Linked DNA regions of Homo sapiens: region 2 is linked to region 1. The links are chromatin loops, found by intact Hi-C in ENCODE. Cell type or tissue: gastrocnemius medialis. All regions are shown on one strand.

Evidence for each region. A loop is a pair of places that touch in the nucleus more often than their neighbours do. Peaks named below come from ENCODE experiments on the same cell type or tissue, not always from the same donor. Only the 100,000 strongest peaks of a DNase experiment are listed, where the experiment ranks them.
Region 2: a loop joins it to region 1, with 6 times the contacts of the local background. A loop is called at or near these places in 11 of 110 quality-filtered maps.

Annotation. Positions count from the first base shown.
Region 1 is chr6:52,083,464-52,091,463 of GRCh38, reverse strand. It overlaps PKHD1 (PKHD1 ciliary IPT domain containing fibrocystin/polyductin), which reads left to right and starts at 3,851. Exons shown (of 67, transcript NM_138694.4): 1 at 3,851-4,030; 2 at 6,447-6,582. The coding sequence starts at 6,531. In gastrocnemius medialis, a CTCF peak has its summit at 3,591 (motif pointing left); no DNase peak of the experiment used is centred here.
Region 2 is chr6:52,260,554-52,268,553 of GRCh38, reverse strand. MCM3 (minichromosome maintenance complex component 3) reads left to right here. Exons shown (of 17, transcript NM_002388.6): 14 at 586-689; 15 at 1,858-1,943; 16 at 2,410-2,479; 17 at 3,768-4,539. The coding sequence ends at 3,966. Among named protein-coding and RNA genes, the nearest start is that of IL17F, 20 kb to the right of the region's middle. RefSeq lists a silencer at 3,765-4,184. In gastrocnemius medialis, a CTCF peak has its summit at 4,638 (motif pointing right); a DNase peak (open chromatin) is centred at 4,630.

The DNA.
Region 1 (8,000 bases):
ATTACTGGGTATATACCCAAAGGACTATAAATCATGCTGGTATAAAGACATATGCACACGTATGTTTGTTGCAGCACTATTCACAATAGCAAAGACTTGGAACCAACCCAAATGTCCAACAATGATAGACTGGATTAAGAAAATGTGGCACGTATACACCATGGAATACTATGCAGCCATAAAAAATGATGAGTTCATGTCCCTTGTAGGGACATGGATGAGATTGGAAATCATCATTCTCAGTAAACTATCGCAAGGACAAAAAACCAAACACCGCATGTTCTCACTTATAGGCGGGAATTGAACAATGAGAACACATGGACACAGGAAGGGGAACATCACACTCTGGGGCCTGTTGTGGGGTGGGGGAAGGGGGGTGGGATAGCATTAGGAGATATACCTAATGCTAAATGACGAGTTAATGGTGCAGCACACCAGCATGGCACATGTATACATATGTAACTAACCTGCACATTGTGCACATGTACCCTAAAACTTAAAGTATAAAAAAAAAAAAAAAGAACCATACCATCCTGTTTGGGAACGATGTGTATAACTTCAGTGTTGGCTGGCATCATCAGCCTATGCATACACATGGGGGCATATTTATAGTTGCACCCACATTTTGATGGCTTTGAACTCTACATTGACCCATGTGTGAACTTAGCTATCTCTTAGAGCTTATCTATTCTAGTTAGGGTCTCATTAGGACCTAGAGAGATGGCATGTGTAGACTGAAAAATTAATAAAGAAATTATTTCTAAGAGGTGTGGCCAAGGTTCAGGAAGAGCAAGAAGGGATGGTGCAGTGTATGCAAGCTAGGAACAGTAGGACCTGTTACCACCCTTAGGCCTGAAGAAATAAAGAGAGGAGGGGCACTAGAACCTGCAGAGAGAGTGAGAGAATGAGAGTGAGGGTGCTATATGGAAAGGCCCCTCTGTCAGAAGCTGAGATCTAGTAGGGATGGAAGTGGGGGAAAATACTCTTATCACATCTTGTCTCTCTGCCCCTTCCTCTGGGTTCCTGGTTGTGGCCTCCATTTGTGAAACACTTGTGGGCAATAAGTGCATTGGTGCAGCCCACACAGGTCACCTTCCAAGGGCACACAGCAGGGTGGAGAAGGGTAGAGAGTAGGTCTGGAGGGTTAAATGAAAGGTATCCAGCATGCTAATTTCAGAGTTTCTTAGATGATGCTCATTTTGTCCTTCCTCTTCTATTCTGGCTTCCTTTGTTTAATATCCATAGCCTGTGAACCCTTCTAAAGACTCTTCACAATTGACACCATTCCTGGGGCCACTAATGCAAAGTCCAAAGTGCCTATCAATAGTGTTCTCCTACCACAGGGTTCCTGTGTTAGTCTGGGTCCTCTGAGAAGCAGATGCTGAAACAGGATGAAACGTGCAAGGATTTTATTAAGGTGGTGCCTGTGAGAAAAGATGGGTTGGAACTGGAGAACACTGGGCAAGCTGCCAGTCTGACCACAGTGAAAGAGAGGGGGTGGAAGCATCCTAGGTTGCCACATACTCTAGGAAGGTTCAGCAAGGTCATCAGGCAGGCTTTAAGGCAAAGTTGCTGTTGGAGGAGTCCTGTGTCTCCTCTGGATGGACCTGTCTTACTATCCTTCCACACTCAGTCCTTGGCTGGGAGCAGCATGTAGAAGCGTGGCCTTGGTCCAAATGCAGTGATGAATTTTATGGCAAAGAAACTAGGCCCTTGATCTTTTATGCTTCTTGTAATTGGAGATCTGCAAGGTGCATTCTCATGGGCCCCCACAGTTTTCCAGGAATTCAGAGCAGTGTTAGAATCCAAGAGAAAGGGGTCAGAGATTAACCCTCTCTCCTGACCTCCCTGAGTTTGCATCATAGGCCTGAGTAACAATTTTTGTGCTGAGAATTTTATAAGCACTCATAGGAATTACTTCTTGTAGAGTGTTGTCAATGTCTGTGGTGGGCATGGCTACCCTCCTTGGAATAGCAGAGAAATGGTGCTCAGCCTGCCTCCTGAGAAGCATTTTCAGAGACTTGAGCTCAAGGCTTTAGAATTTCTATGTGAAAGAGGCTTTGGAGTGTAAGGGGCTTATATTCCATGGACATATCCCAATGACAGGAATACTGGAGGCTCCCCAAAGCTTCATGTGGTATAGCCACTTTCTCTAGAGTTCTACAACATTTCCTTTTAGGCCTCAAGGCAAGAAATGATTCATTGTCCTTTATTTCTTTTACAATAGAGCTTGATTGTCCACCACGAAATACCTATAACACAGAGCACAGAAACCAAAGTCCTGGGTGTCATTAGGATTCTTTTAGTCCATAGTAGAGAGGTGGCTGTCTCCTCATAAGAAAATTGGGGTGATTTTAGGATGCGGCCTTGATAGCTAGGCTGCCAAAAATACTTATAAATATTTATTATAGGCCTTTTAGCCAAGGATAGATGTGGGGCTAATTTATGGAAACCTCTTGTTGAAATAACAAGAAATAAAACATAAGTCTTAGGAAACTTATCAGGAGACTCTACAATATAATAAAATAATCTGATTATATTTCTGTCTCCTCTGCCAGATGGTAAGCAGTTTGAAGGCAGAAACTGTGTCATACTCTTTAAAAATATAACTTTGAATTATCTAAGTGATTCATATCATTTTTATAAAAATAAAAGTTACTAATAATGTTGAAATCTCCTTTACCCCCAAACTAGTCTTCCCCCTCCTTCCCATTACCCACATGCCAGGCACACAAATGTGGTTCAAATGATGCTTGTTGACCTGCATGGAAGAGATCCAGAGTGGAAACTGAGAGAGGTTCAGCAGGCAGGCAGGGTGGTGGGGTGACTGACCCCCTACCTGCCCCAATCTGGCCAAGCACCCTCTCTCTACACCACTAGCTTCAGGGCTACAAAAATTTTTCAGCTTGTCACGGGTTGCCAAACTGTGATATACAGCAGAGTTGATGTAAACTTCCACACTTTCTAGAGGATAGTTTTACTACTGTCATCAGAGTTGTGGTCGTATTTCCATGGCTTTAATCTGGTTTTGCTGGAGATGCTTCTCCAGGTCTACTGCTGGTCCTTGAAGGTGGAGACTCAGGGCTATCAAATTTTACCAAAATGACTTCTCCCTCAAAGGAAAGGGAGAGGATAGAAGATAAGGACGTCTTCTGGTCAGGTATCGCCAGACGTAGACAAACATGATCAGGAATTGGGGGATGTGAATCAGAATGGGCAGTGGGACAGGAACAGAGAAGTCAGACATGGACCAAGTAAGAAGGTGTTGTTGACCTTCCTAGGCCCACCAGTTCAACCGATGACTGAGGCCCATGGTCTGGGTACGACTGGAGGGTGATGAGTACAAGTCAAGGACCTCCTCTTGGTTAAAAAAGCAAGGTCAAGAGGGAGGATGAGGAGTAGAAAAATGAAGAGAATCAATCAACCCTTTCTCAGCAAGACTTGGACCAAGTTACTTCCCTTCTGTACTTCTTTAGACCCATACCCCTACAGTGGGTATATGAATAACAGCCCATAACCTGGTATTTACGAGTCACTCTTCGGGATGAAGAGTGAGAGACTGTTCATGAATGGGGATCTGCCCTCTAGTGGTCCTTTCTCTTGAGCCCTCTGTTCAATCGCTGATTTGCTGGCAAATTCTTTCAATGTTGAATGCCTGTTTGTCTCACTGGGTGGACTTTTACTTAAAATTCTTATCTGGGGCACATGCAGTAAGTGGAGAAAAATGTAAGACACTTTTCCTTTGGTCATTACTAACAAGCCCTGAGGAAAAAGCCTGAGTGGCTTATGTTAATCATTAAACTTACCCATGGTCAGGTCTGAACTTTTACTCTGGTACACATTTGGCTGGGACACAAACGAGTTAGGTGAGTTATAGTCTAACGTGAGTGAGTTACCTGCGTGGTGGCTGCAGGCTGAGCTCTAACCAGATAACATGTCCACGGATTCTTGACAGAGAGAAATAAGATCACTTAGAAAGAAAGGATCATTTCTCCCTTGAGTCACAAGGAGACAGAAACAGAAAAAAAAGGTACTGTTTGATCCAGAAAAGTCTCTGCTCTCTGTTTTCTAGGTGTTGTATCTCTTGTTAACGTTCTGGTGAACAAAAGGAAGAAATGGGAGATCTATAGTAGTGCCTTGCAACTTTGTCCCTCGATGTCCCAAAGGAGAAGCTGAGAGGGAAGGGAGGAAGAAGGGAAGAGGGAGTGAGAGCAGAGAGAGGAGAGAGAGAGAGGAGAACAAAAACATGACTAAATAAATGCACACAGCTCTCCTCTGTGGTTGAAAAATTTTAGTTATGAGAAATAAAGAGAGTCTGAGTTTATTTTTAGGAAGAATTAGTGGATAGACTAATAAAAAATTACATTTATAATTGACATGAAAAAGATGCAGTTCCAAATGTAGGGTTTTAAGAAAACCAGTGTGCGAATGTTTATTTCTATTGTTCTGAGCTTGGGAGTAGGCATTAAGAAGAAATGTTAAAATCACGTAGCCAGATTGAAAATAGACTCTCCTGTGCTGAGTATATTTTGTCTGTGTAACAAGCAAGTCAGATCTCATGCTTTTGGACTAAGCAGCAAATACGCTTGGGTACTTTTCCCTATGTGGTAGATGTATTCTGAAAGTTGTATATTTATAAGTTGAATTCTATTTCAAATAGACGTAAAAGTTTGGGAATTTTGCAACGAAAAGGAACACTTGCTGAATCCACTTGAAAATACTAGAATTCCTTTCTTAAATCCAAGTAGCCTCCACACTTACCCTATCTGGTAATGACTCGGGGGCAGGTACATAGATTGTTTGTTTTCCCAACTTTTAGTATAGTGCTTAGCACGTAGTGGGCATACAATAAATGTTTGCAGTGTTGAATTAAATAGAAATGATTATAGATTTCCAGCTGTCTCAATCAGAACATGCCCGTAAGGTGAGTTTATTGCAAAGTTTTTGCAGATTTTTTTTTTGAGGGGGGGAGTATATTGTAGCTTTTATATTTTCAGAAATGATGTAACTACTTCTGCTAATCTCAGTGTTTTCTTAAAAATATAAATTAAATGGCCAGGTGTGGTGGTTCATGCCTGTAATCCCAGCACTTTGGGAGGCTGAGGCAGGGAGATCACTTGAGGCCAGGAGTTCAAGACCAGTCTGGCTATCATGGTGAAAACCTGTCTCTACAAAAAATTCAAAAATTAGCCGGGTGTGGTGGCGCACACCTGTAATCCCAGCTACTCAGGAGGCTGAGGCATAAGAATCACTTGAACCTGGGAGATGGAGGTTGCAGTGAACTGACATCATGCCACTGCACTCCAGCCCAAATGACAGAATGAGACCCTGCCACACACACACACATACACACACACTTTGTGTGTGTGTATGTGTGTGTGTGTATGTAGGTATGTATATATATATTAAATATATTTATATATTTATATGTAATAAACATAAACATAATTAAATATATATTAAACGTGTATTTAGTAGTACATGTGGGTGTTTAATTCTGTAATTTTCAAACTTTCAGAAAATTTCAGAGGCACTATTTTTAAGAGGATTTTGTCGATGCCCTCTGCCATGAGGTGCTGGAGAGCAGCTCAGCACTTTCCTTAGAGCAGGCATGAGAGTGAAAGCTGTTCATCTCAGATTAGGTAAACCCAGATTTAGGGTATTCAAATATGTCTTCATCCACTCCAATGTACTGAGCGCTGTGTGGGACCTTCACACTTTCACACTAGGAAGGCTGTGGAAATAGAAGACTGGTTCCTGGGTCTCTTCAAGGAACGTGCCGTCTGGAAGAAGAGGCCTATGTGTGCCACATTATCTGGTCTAGGCTCTACAGCACGGAAGTTAGAGGTTCAGGGGGAAGGTGGTGAGCACTGGAATGGCGGAGGAAAGAATCAGCTGAGGAGGGGCTCCTGAGCAGCACCACGAAGGTGCGCCAGGATCTCCTGAGGCCACGGAGAGAGTTGAGGGCATCCAGGAAGGGACCAGCAGGGGCCAAGGCAGAGGCTGATGTGTGGAAGGCTTGTCTGAGTGACGGTGAGAACGGCGTGTGGCTGCAGTGTAGGGTTCAAACTGGAGAGCAGCACGAGGGAAAGCTGGACGCCAGCACAGGGCAAAGCAAAACAGACTTCACCCTATCACGAACTAGAATTTTAATTTCTAGAATTCTTTTTAAAACTCAGCTTCTGTTCAATAATGAGTTAATGAAAGAGGTTATTATTTATCCAGCTTAAAATAAGTTGGTGGGACAAGGAGGGCAGAGTGGGGATGATTTTATGCAAGGTTCTCAGATGATCCTTTTCTCCTGAGCTTGGAAAAATGGTGGCTCCATTTGAAGACACTAAGGCCATGTTTATCTCATCTCCTTAATTTCCCAGGTTTCAGAACAGCAAAATAATCGTATGTAAACAAAATGATAATTTTTTTTTGCTTTTTTTGTTTTTATAAAGCACAAAAGCTATGCTGCTCCAATCAAAACTGAAAATGCTTTTAATGTCTGAGCAATCTTAAGAGTATTGATTTAAGTGGACAGAATGACTGCCTGGCTGATCTCTCTGATGAGTATTGAAGTACTACTTTTGGCAGGTCAGTAGAATGTGTTTTGAAGGAATTATAGGTAAGAACACAATAGGTTACCTTGAGAACTATTATTGAAACTTAAAGTAATATTTTGGTTGTATACCATAAATATATGCATTTTTAACTTGCCAATCAAAAAATTGAGTTAAAAATACTGTTTTCAGAGCAGGTGTTAAGGTATTTGCTTTTGGGTTTAAATTATATGTTGAATAATTGTTTTTATTTTCTGTTTAACAGCTGAGGTTATATACTGAAATGTTATGACTATATACTTCAATTTTTAATGGTCAGTGAAGATTATTGTTGTAGTGCAGAGCTTTTAATAATAACTTATAACCTTTCTTTTATAATTCCTTTTGGGCTATGTGATGTAATTCTTTTTAGATTTTGCTGTCGGACTTTCCCAAAGAGATTAACTTGTCATAATCATTAGATTGCTTGTATTATCTCAAATCATCTGTTCAATTTTCTCTGCGAATTTGGTTATCCTCTGTATCTTTTTATGGCCTTTGTTTTGGGGCTTCTTTAGATAGAAGTATCTAATCATCTTTGGAAGATGGTCTAGTCTGGCTGGGGCTGCCATAAATGGTTGTGCTAATGTGACGTGGTTCCCCACCACCTTCAGATGTGAAGTGCATCATGAGAATAACTGTACAGGGAAGTCCTGGGCTAGACACAGTTTCTTCTAAAGAAACTATAAATAATTCTGTCGGTAACACTTTCCTTGTTTATTACCTCACTGAGCAGCTGCATGATTTTTGCTGGCTTCCTTAACTTGGCCTTTCCTTCATCAAGACTTGTCCAGGAACATCTTCAAAGATGGAGGGATAGATTAAGGCCCATGCTTAGCTGGTGATCTATACAGGAGAATCCAATCTAGCCTAGTATATAAATTCTATACTGCCTTTTTTTTTTTTAAACAAAAGGAAATTCCAGCAATGATCCATGCTTCACCCCCTCTCTAAGCAGGCAAGGCAAGAATCTAGATAATTTTGTATTCATTTGGGAAGTCATTCTGATCATGAGGGAAAACTAGTATATTAAGCAGTATATTGAGCAGGAGAATTGAAATAGGAACAGCTTCTATTAGGTTGGTGCAAAAGTAATCGCGGTTTTGCCATTAAAAGGAATGCAAAACAGCAATTGCTTTTGCACCAACCTAATGGAAGTCCTTTTTTCTCTCCAGGACTGGAAATGATTGATGATCTTTACAGGGAAATATGGCCACCTGATTAAAGAGTGGGAAAGAGAGCAGAGAGAGACAGTATGGGTTTGATTAGGACCCAAATATGTCCTTGAGGCTCTTTCCAAAGGAAGTAGAAATTCAGAATTGTCCTGATGAGTGCAGGGTTTTTGAATGTCTAAGATAAGAAGAATTTGTCAAAATTTTCCTTAAAATGGGGCTTCTGATGATGTGTTTCCCA
Region 2 (8,000 bases), 180 kb before region 1:
CCTAGTTGCCCACTCCCACCCCAGTCTGGTGAATGTTAGCCTTTTGGGGTTGAGTTGTGAGTCTAATAAACTCTTCCTTGCTTTTTGCTAGGTTAAGGGTTGAGTTGTGAGTCTGATAAACTCGTCCTCACTTTTTGCTAGGTTAAGGGTTGAGTTGTAAGTCTGATAAACTCTTCCTCGCTTTTTGCTAGGTTAAGGGTTGAGTTGTGAGTCTGATAAACTCTTCCTCGCTTTTTGCTAGGTTAAGGGTTGTCTTGGATTTCAATTAGACACCTGATTTATAAGGAAATGGATTGTTTTCACTTAACCATTATGGGCTAGACATTTGTTTCTTTATTCAGTAAACATTTATTGAGTACCTACTATATAAACAGCATTTAACATACTTCCCAGCATTTTGAAAAGATGGGTAGCAGTCTCTACTTCTGCCCCTGGTCCTGGGACTTAGGGACAAGAGGAGCTAGGTAAACCATTGGAAACATGGAAGTCTTTCCTGCTTATGATGCAGAAGGGACTGGGAGTTCTTGATGCAGTTCCCCTGCATCAGTGACCCCTCTAGCCCAGCCACACTTGCCTTGGTCTTAGGTTCTGGAGAAGGAGAAGAAACGTAAGAAGCGAAGTGAGGATGAATCAGAGACAGAAGATGAAGAGGAGAAAAGCCAAGAGGACCAGGAGCAGAAGAGGAAGAGGTAAGGTGGGGCAAGCAAATGAGATTAAAAAGTTAGTGGCCAAGAAGTTGGGGGTGCACGCCTGTAATCTTAGCAATTTGGGAGGCCGAGGCGGGTGGGTCACTTGAGTCCAGGAGTTTGAGACCAGCCTGGGAAATATGGCAAAACTGTCTCTACAAAAAATAGAAAAATTAGCTGGGCGTGGTGGCGGACACTTGTGGTCCCAGCTGCTCGGTAGGCTGGGGTCGGAGGATTGCTTGAGCCTGGGAGGCAGAGGTTGCAGTGAACCAGGATCGTGCCACTGCACTCCAGCCTGGGCGACAGAGAGAGATCCCATCTCAAAAAAAAAAAAAAAAAGTAGTAAGTTCCAGTGGGACTGGGGAGAGAAGTAGAGGGTAGAAGGTGGAACCAGCGCTGCTTATTGATGTCAGGTTGTTCATGGAGAGTGTTCCTAGACCTGCGGGGTTTGAGGATGAAGATAACCTGGGTAGGCTGGGCGCGGTGGCTCACGCCTGTAATCCCAGCACTTTGGGAGGCCGAGGCAGGCGGATCACGAGGTCAGGAGATCAAGACCATCCTGGCTAACAGTGAAACCCTGTCTCTACTAAAAATACAAAAAATTAGGCTGGCGTGGTGGCAGGCACCTGTAGTCCCAGCTACTTGGGAGGCTGAGGCAGGAGAATGGCGTGAACCCAGGAGGCAGAGCTTGCAGTGAGTGGAGATCACACCACTGCACTCCAGCCTGGGTGACAGAGTGAGACTCCGTCCGTCTCAAAAAAAAAAAAAAAAGAAGATACCCTGGGTAAAAGAGAAGGAGAGCGAGTCCTTCTTGTGTGCTTTTGACCCCTCTACTGAAGAAATGCTAAATAGTAGGAACAGCAACCCAACCACTGAGGGTTTTGAATATATACTTCAAAATTCTAAGGGAAAAACCTTCATGCTTATAGTTGAATTTATAAGGGTGAGTGATGTGGAAAAGAGCGTTGGGAAGCAGCGCCTGTTTGTGTTCTAGTCTGGGGACTTGGTCTCGTTTGGAACAAGCAGCAGTTTGCAAAGGCCTAAGCCTAGTGCTTCACTTTGACTTAGTGGTTCTGTTTCCTTTTCTCCGTAGTTAGAGGCACGTGATGGGGCTTCCTTGCCTTTCTGTCTCCAAACTCTTTCTCTCTCTTAACTGCTGTGGGTATTTTAGAAGGAAGACTCGCCAGCCAGATGCCAAAGATGGGGATTCATACGACCCCTATGACTTCAGTGACACAGAGGAGGAAATGCCTCAAGGTGAGTGAGCCCACTTACTGATGAAAGAGGTTGTTCCTGTGACTCTTGGACTTTTCCAGTTGCTCTGTGCACTTTATTTTCTTGTGGACTCCTGTTTGTTTGGCTCCCTGCTTGGGGCCTATGTCCAAGAGGTTTGTCCCAAGAGAGCTTCAGGGGAAACTTTGGAAAAAGCTTTGCTATATTATATACACCTCCTTGATGAACTGTGCTGTGCTGTTTCACCTGGTATAAGCATTTCAGATAATATATACATTGAGGGTCTCCTGCCTGACTAAATTCCTTCATCATCCAATGAAGATTTCCCTATATCCTAATTGTTCTGCCTGGCCCCATAAGAACCCTAGGAAATAGGAGTGTTCAGCAGGCTGAGTGAGAGATTGGGAGTGGAGATGATTTCTCTAGTGTTTGTGGAAATGGCTTCACCTTGCTTATCTTCCCCATCTCTACAACCATCAACCCTCTGAAGTACACACTCCAAAGACGGCAGACTCACAGGAGACCAAGGAATCCCAGAAAGTGGAGTTGAGTGAATCCAGGTGAGTACGGATGTTGCTCCTGCCCCTTCAAGAATTCTGTGTATCGCTGAGGAAGGGACTTTGTTCCCTTGGAGAGGGTGGGAAACAAACTGCTGGTCATCAATAGAACTCAAAACTAGAGGCCTGCAGCTTTTAACATTTTATATTCTCATTTAATTTCAAACTTACTGAAAAGTTATGAGAAAAGCATGAAGAACTTCTGGATGTCCTTTACCCAGAATCTTCAGTTGTTTAAATTAATAATTCTCTCTTTCTGAGAGAGAAGAGTTTTACAATAAGGATAAAACTTAATGTCTTACTGTAACCTCAGATTCTTCTTGGTGGGATAGATACATTTTGGCCATTTGTTTTTGAAATGAAGAATTTTTACCACCAGGGTTTTAGGAAACATTTTTATCTATGAATTTTGTTTACTGGACACCAAGAAACTCCATAGCCAAGTTTTACGTTTTTTCTTTTTATACTTTAAACACATAATACAGTGTATTTACTGAAAAAAATTTGAAACACATTGAAAAGTATTTAGAAAAAAAATTAAAATCAATTGTAACTCTATCCCTCAAGGACAACCATCAACTGTATCTTAAAATGCTTGAATCAGCTCGTATAGATCTCACTTTTTTTTTTGAGACCGGAGTGCAGTGTTTATTTTTTACTTTTTTACAGTGTTTATTTTTTACTTTTTGTAGAGACGGGATCTCACCATGTTGCCCAGGCTGGTCTTGGACTCCTGGCCTCAAGCAGTCCTTCTACCTGAGCCTCCCAAAAGGCTGGGATTACAGGCATAAGCCACTGTGCTTGTTTGATCTCATTCTTTTTAATGACTGCAGGGTTTCCATGGTATGGATGGGTAAAAATTTAATGAAATTCTCTGATGATAGACATTTGGGTTGTTCCCTGTTTACAGTAAAACAGTATTAAATTTATCAGTGTGCACTCATGCAAGTATAGCTATAAGGTGAGTTCCTAGAAATGGGCTCCCTGGGCCAAAGGATATACGCTTTTAAGGGTTTAGTAAGTGCTGTTAAATTGTCCCGCATTGACGCTGACCGGGTTACTATTTTACAGTGAATGGGAATGCCAATTTCCCACACGCTAGTACAATAGTTTAGCTTTAAAGGGGGCTCCTCAAGGGTAGCACTGCCATCAGAGGCAGATGTGTGTGTGAGAAAGAATATTGAGGGGACGCCTCTACTGTATTAATACTATGGATTTTCCTAGTATAGCTGTTTCCTGAGAGCATTTGGGTTTGTTTACTCCTCTTCCCCCTTTCTTCTGTCTGGGGCAGGTTGAAGGCATTCAAGGTGGCCCTCTTGGATGTGTTCCGGGAAGCTCATGCGCAGTCAATCGGCATGAATCGCCTCACAGAATCCATCAACCGGGACAGCGAAGAGCCCTTCTCTTCAGTTGAGATCCAGGCTGCTCTGAGCAAGATGCAGGATGACAATCAGGTCATGGTGTCTGAGGGCATCATCTTCCTCATCTGAGGAGGCCTCGTCTCTGAACTTGGGTTGTGCCGAGAGAGTTTGTTCTGTGTTTCCCACCCTCTCCCTGACCCAAGTCTTTGCCTCTACTCCCTTAACAGTGTTGAATTCAACTGAAGGCGAGGAATGTTGGTGATGAAGCTGAGTTCAGGACTCGGTGGACCCTTTGGGAATGGGTCATGAAAGCTGCCATGGGGTGAGGAAAGAGGAGACAGTGGGAGAGGACAATGACTATTGCATCTTCATTGCAAAAGCACTGGCTCATCCGCCCTACTTCCCATCCCACACAAACCCAATTGTAAATAACATATGACTTCTGAGTACTTTTGGGGGCACAACTGTTTTCTGTTTGCTGTTTTTTTGTTTTGTTTTTTTTCTCCAGAGCACTTTGGTCTAGACTAGGCTTTGGGTGGTTCCAATTGGTGGAGAGAAGCTCTGAGGCACGTCATGCAGGTCAAGAAAGCTTTCTTTGCAGTAGCACCAGTTAAGGTGAATATGTATTGTATCACAAAACAAACCCAATATCCAGATGAATATCCGAGATGTTGAATAAACTTAGCCATTTCGTACACATGGTCTTAATAGTCATAGTGTGTTTTTTATACATAACATTGAATTGTTTTCCTTGAGAGCAATCGTGCAGGGTTTGCTGCTCCCGCATTTGCAGCAAACTACCACAAGGTGGCAGCAGCCTGCTGTGATCTCTGGGGGTCATGTCTTCTCTAGAGGCAGTTTTCTTCTTCAGCAGCACCAGCGTTTATCAGTCAAAATTGATAGTATAGACCAAACCCTGCCAATTTAAAATAGCTAAATGGCCACGGGAGGCTAGTGAGTAAAAGTTCAGGAGAAGAATTGCCCCTCTGCCTGGCGCTTTTTGCCTGAATCTAAACTTATCCTTCATAAAGATAGAATACCCGATACGTCAGACACCTCAAAATCCTGGGAGTTCTTGCCCATAATGAGATCTTGTTACAGTATCTTTTTTTTTTTTTTTTTTTTTTTTTTTGAGACAGGGTCTCGCTTTGTGCCCAGACTAGAGTGCAGTGGTACAATCACAGCTGATGACAGCCTTGACCTCCTGGGCTCAAGTGATCCTCCTGCCTCAGCCTCCCTAGTAGCTGAGACCACAGACACGTGCCATCATGCCCCGCTAAGTTTTTATTTTTAATTTTTAGTAGAGATGAGGTCTGTCTGTTGCCCAGGCTGGCCTTGAACTCCTGGACTCAAGTGATTCTCCCATCTCGGCCTCCTAAACTGTGAGATTATAGGTGTGAGCCACTGTGCCCAGCCTACAGGATGCTTTTGAAACTACCTGGGTGTCCACTCTTTGGGGTTGGTTAGCCTGTTTGCACAGAAGCTTGTGATGGGGCCAGGGCGGGACTTCTGTCCTACCGTTATATGGTTTGAATAGCTTCTGAAGAATTTTTCAAGTTACTTAGAAGAATCATGTGACTTTATGGGGGGCCTCGGTCACATGGACCGGAAGCTGCTTTCTGGTGGCAGATGTGGCTCTGAAGTTGTGCCAGTTCTTGGCTGTAAGATTGCTGAGGTATTTTCTTTTCCATTTTTGCTGAGGGGTGATCCTTTACCACAAAGCAGGAGATATTCTTTGGTTCGTTAGGACAAAGGGATTTTTTTCTTAAAGGGAGTAGTACAAAATTATTGGGGAATTCTGTTTTATCTGGGATTTTTTTTTCCCCCTCACTGATGCGAGCGAGATCTAAGTCCTACTGGAAGTGGTCTAGAGAGCACAGTTTCAAAAGAGAGTGCAGTGGTACCAGAAGGAAGAATTTGCCATTTGTTGAGCATTGGCAATAAGTCAGAAGTTGTGCTAGGTATAGCAGTGGGTGCAAAAGTGGCGCTTTCTGCTCTGAGGCTTCTAGGCTGGGGATATGTCAATATGTTGGTGAAAATTTCAAAATATAAAGTGTACAGCTGGGCACGGTGGCTCATGCCTGTAATCTCAGCACTTTGGGAGGCTGAGGCAGGCGGATTGCTTGAGTCCAGGAGTTTAAGGCCAGCCTGGGCAACATGGCGAGACCCTGTCTTTATTAAAAAAAAATTAAGTATGATTATATACCAAATGAGGGCACACACAGAGATATAGGAATCCAGGGAGGACCATGAGGATGTCAGGTGCTACTGATGGGGTACAGCTATGAAGAACAGTTCTAGGAGTTCTTAGGGATCTCCTCAAGTGATTTGTTCTAGAAAGGCAAACATTCTGTCAATGGGACTCTTAGTCTGTCCTTCACCTCTGAGGAAACTGAGGCACAGAGTGGGGGGATATGTGCACCTACCATTGTGATAATAGCTGTAATATCAGGTTGACTTTGCTGACCATTTCATCACTCTTCAAGCTAGTCAAAAGAATAGTAGGTAGAAGACTATAGCAGCCACAATAGATACTAATTGTATTAAAATAGCATGATTCAACCTTTACATTGAGTTTTAAGAAACTTGTTTATGTAGTTCCCAGCTTACAAGAACAGAAAAGAGCTGGTAAGCTTTTCCAGGATAGGTTCTTGCTTGTTGACAGGTGATCCACTGCAGGACCTACTGTGGGGACCTGAAAGAGGCTGCTCAAGTGGGCTGACATGTCTCAAGTCCAGTCACCCCTGAGGGTATCGCTGTTGCCACCCTGCAGAGATTGCAGTGGTGACCCAGATTCACCAGAGAAAACTGCTAAATTATCTGCGTGCCTCATTCCAAAAGAGAAGTCTGTTTACATTTAGGTTTGTGGTCTGAAATACTGTAGTTAAAATAATTTGGGGAGCTTAGAGAAGTAAGTTTTTGTATCTTGAAAAATGGCACCTTATTCCTTAACTCCCCTGGATAAATGAAGTGGCAAAATGAAAGGGTGGTTTTCAAAAAGGACAATTTGGTAAGGATTGTTGAAATTGAATCTCTTCTCCGCCATTTACCGAATAACTTCAGGTAAGTTTTATGCTACTCTTTATTTCAGCTGTAAAATGGGGATGATTCCTGCCTTGTAGGATGCTTGTGAAACATAATTGGGAAAGCAGATGGCAGGTTCCCACCTGGTGTATTACTACTTCATGGCAGTGGTTTTGATTACTGCAAGTTCGAGGGCCCATTAAAACAAAGTGATTCATTTTGACAAATGTTTATGAAACATGATCCTTTAATCAAAACCATTTACAATGATTTCACCCTGGCTGCATTCCTGAACTCTCATCTCTTCCCTGCCTTTCCACTCTCTGATGGTTCCCACATTCCGGTCAGTGTGGCTCTGAGGCAAGCACTTCCCCCAGAGAGGACCCTCTCGGCGCTAGCTCGGCAATGCATTTTTCAGCTTTCTCCTGAGGACAGTGTTACCTCACAACAGGGCCGGGTGGTAGGAAAACATCAAGGGGGATAAAGAGGAGAAAGGTTCACAGAAACGAGTGAATCTGCCAGCCCTCTCTTTCTCATGTCTCCTGAGGAGATTTCAGACTACACCAGTTGTCCTAATGATTCTGAGCTTGTGAAGTGAGCTCTGCCTGGAGGGTTTGGTCAGTAGAATATGGCAAGCACAAGAGTCACCTGTGTGCTGGCTGCCTCAGGTGCTCAGCCCTAACAAGCTCTGTGCAAGCTCTTTCCCTTCCTTGCCATCCTTTCCTTTCCCCACTTCTCAAGAGCCAGGTAACGCCATGTCTGCTGTACATGTAGGGAAGTGGGGAGGGTGGAGCGTTAAACTCTGGTTGCATAGGAACTCTCACCTGAGAGCCAAAAGGTTGGCAGGGTGACATGAGCCCTGCACTGGTAAGCAAAGGCATGTGCATCTGAGTTCCTTTTCTGACACTAGGTACCAGAGTTAACATGCCAAGCTAGGCTGGCCACTTAGAGGAAAGTGCATGGTTTCTACATCTGGAAAAGGAGGTGGTTGAACTACGTGATTTCTGAGGTCCCTTCTGGTAATGAATGTGATTTTCTTTCTTTCTTTTTGAAATTGAGATAGAGTCTTGCTCTGTAGCCCAAGCTGGAGTGCAGTGGTACAAACATGGCTCACTGCAGCCTCAACCTCCTGGGCTCAA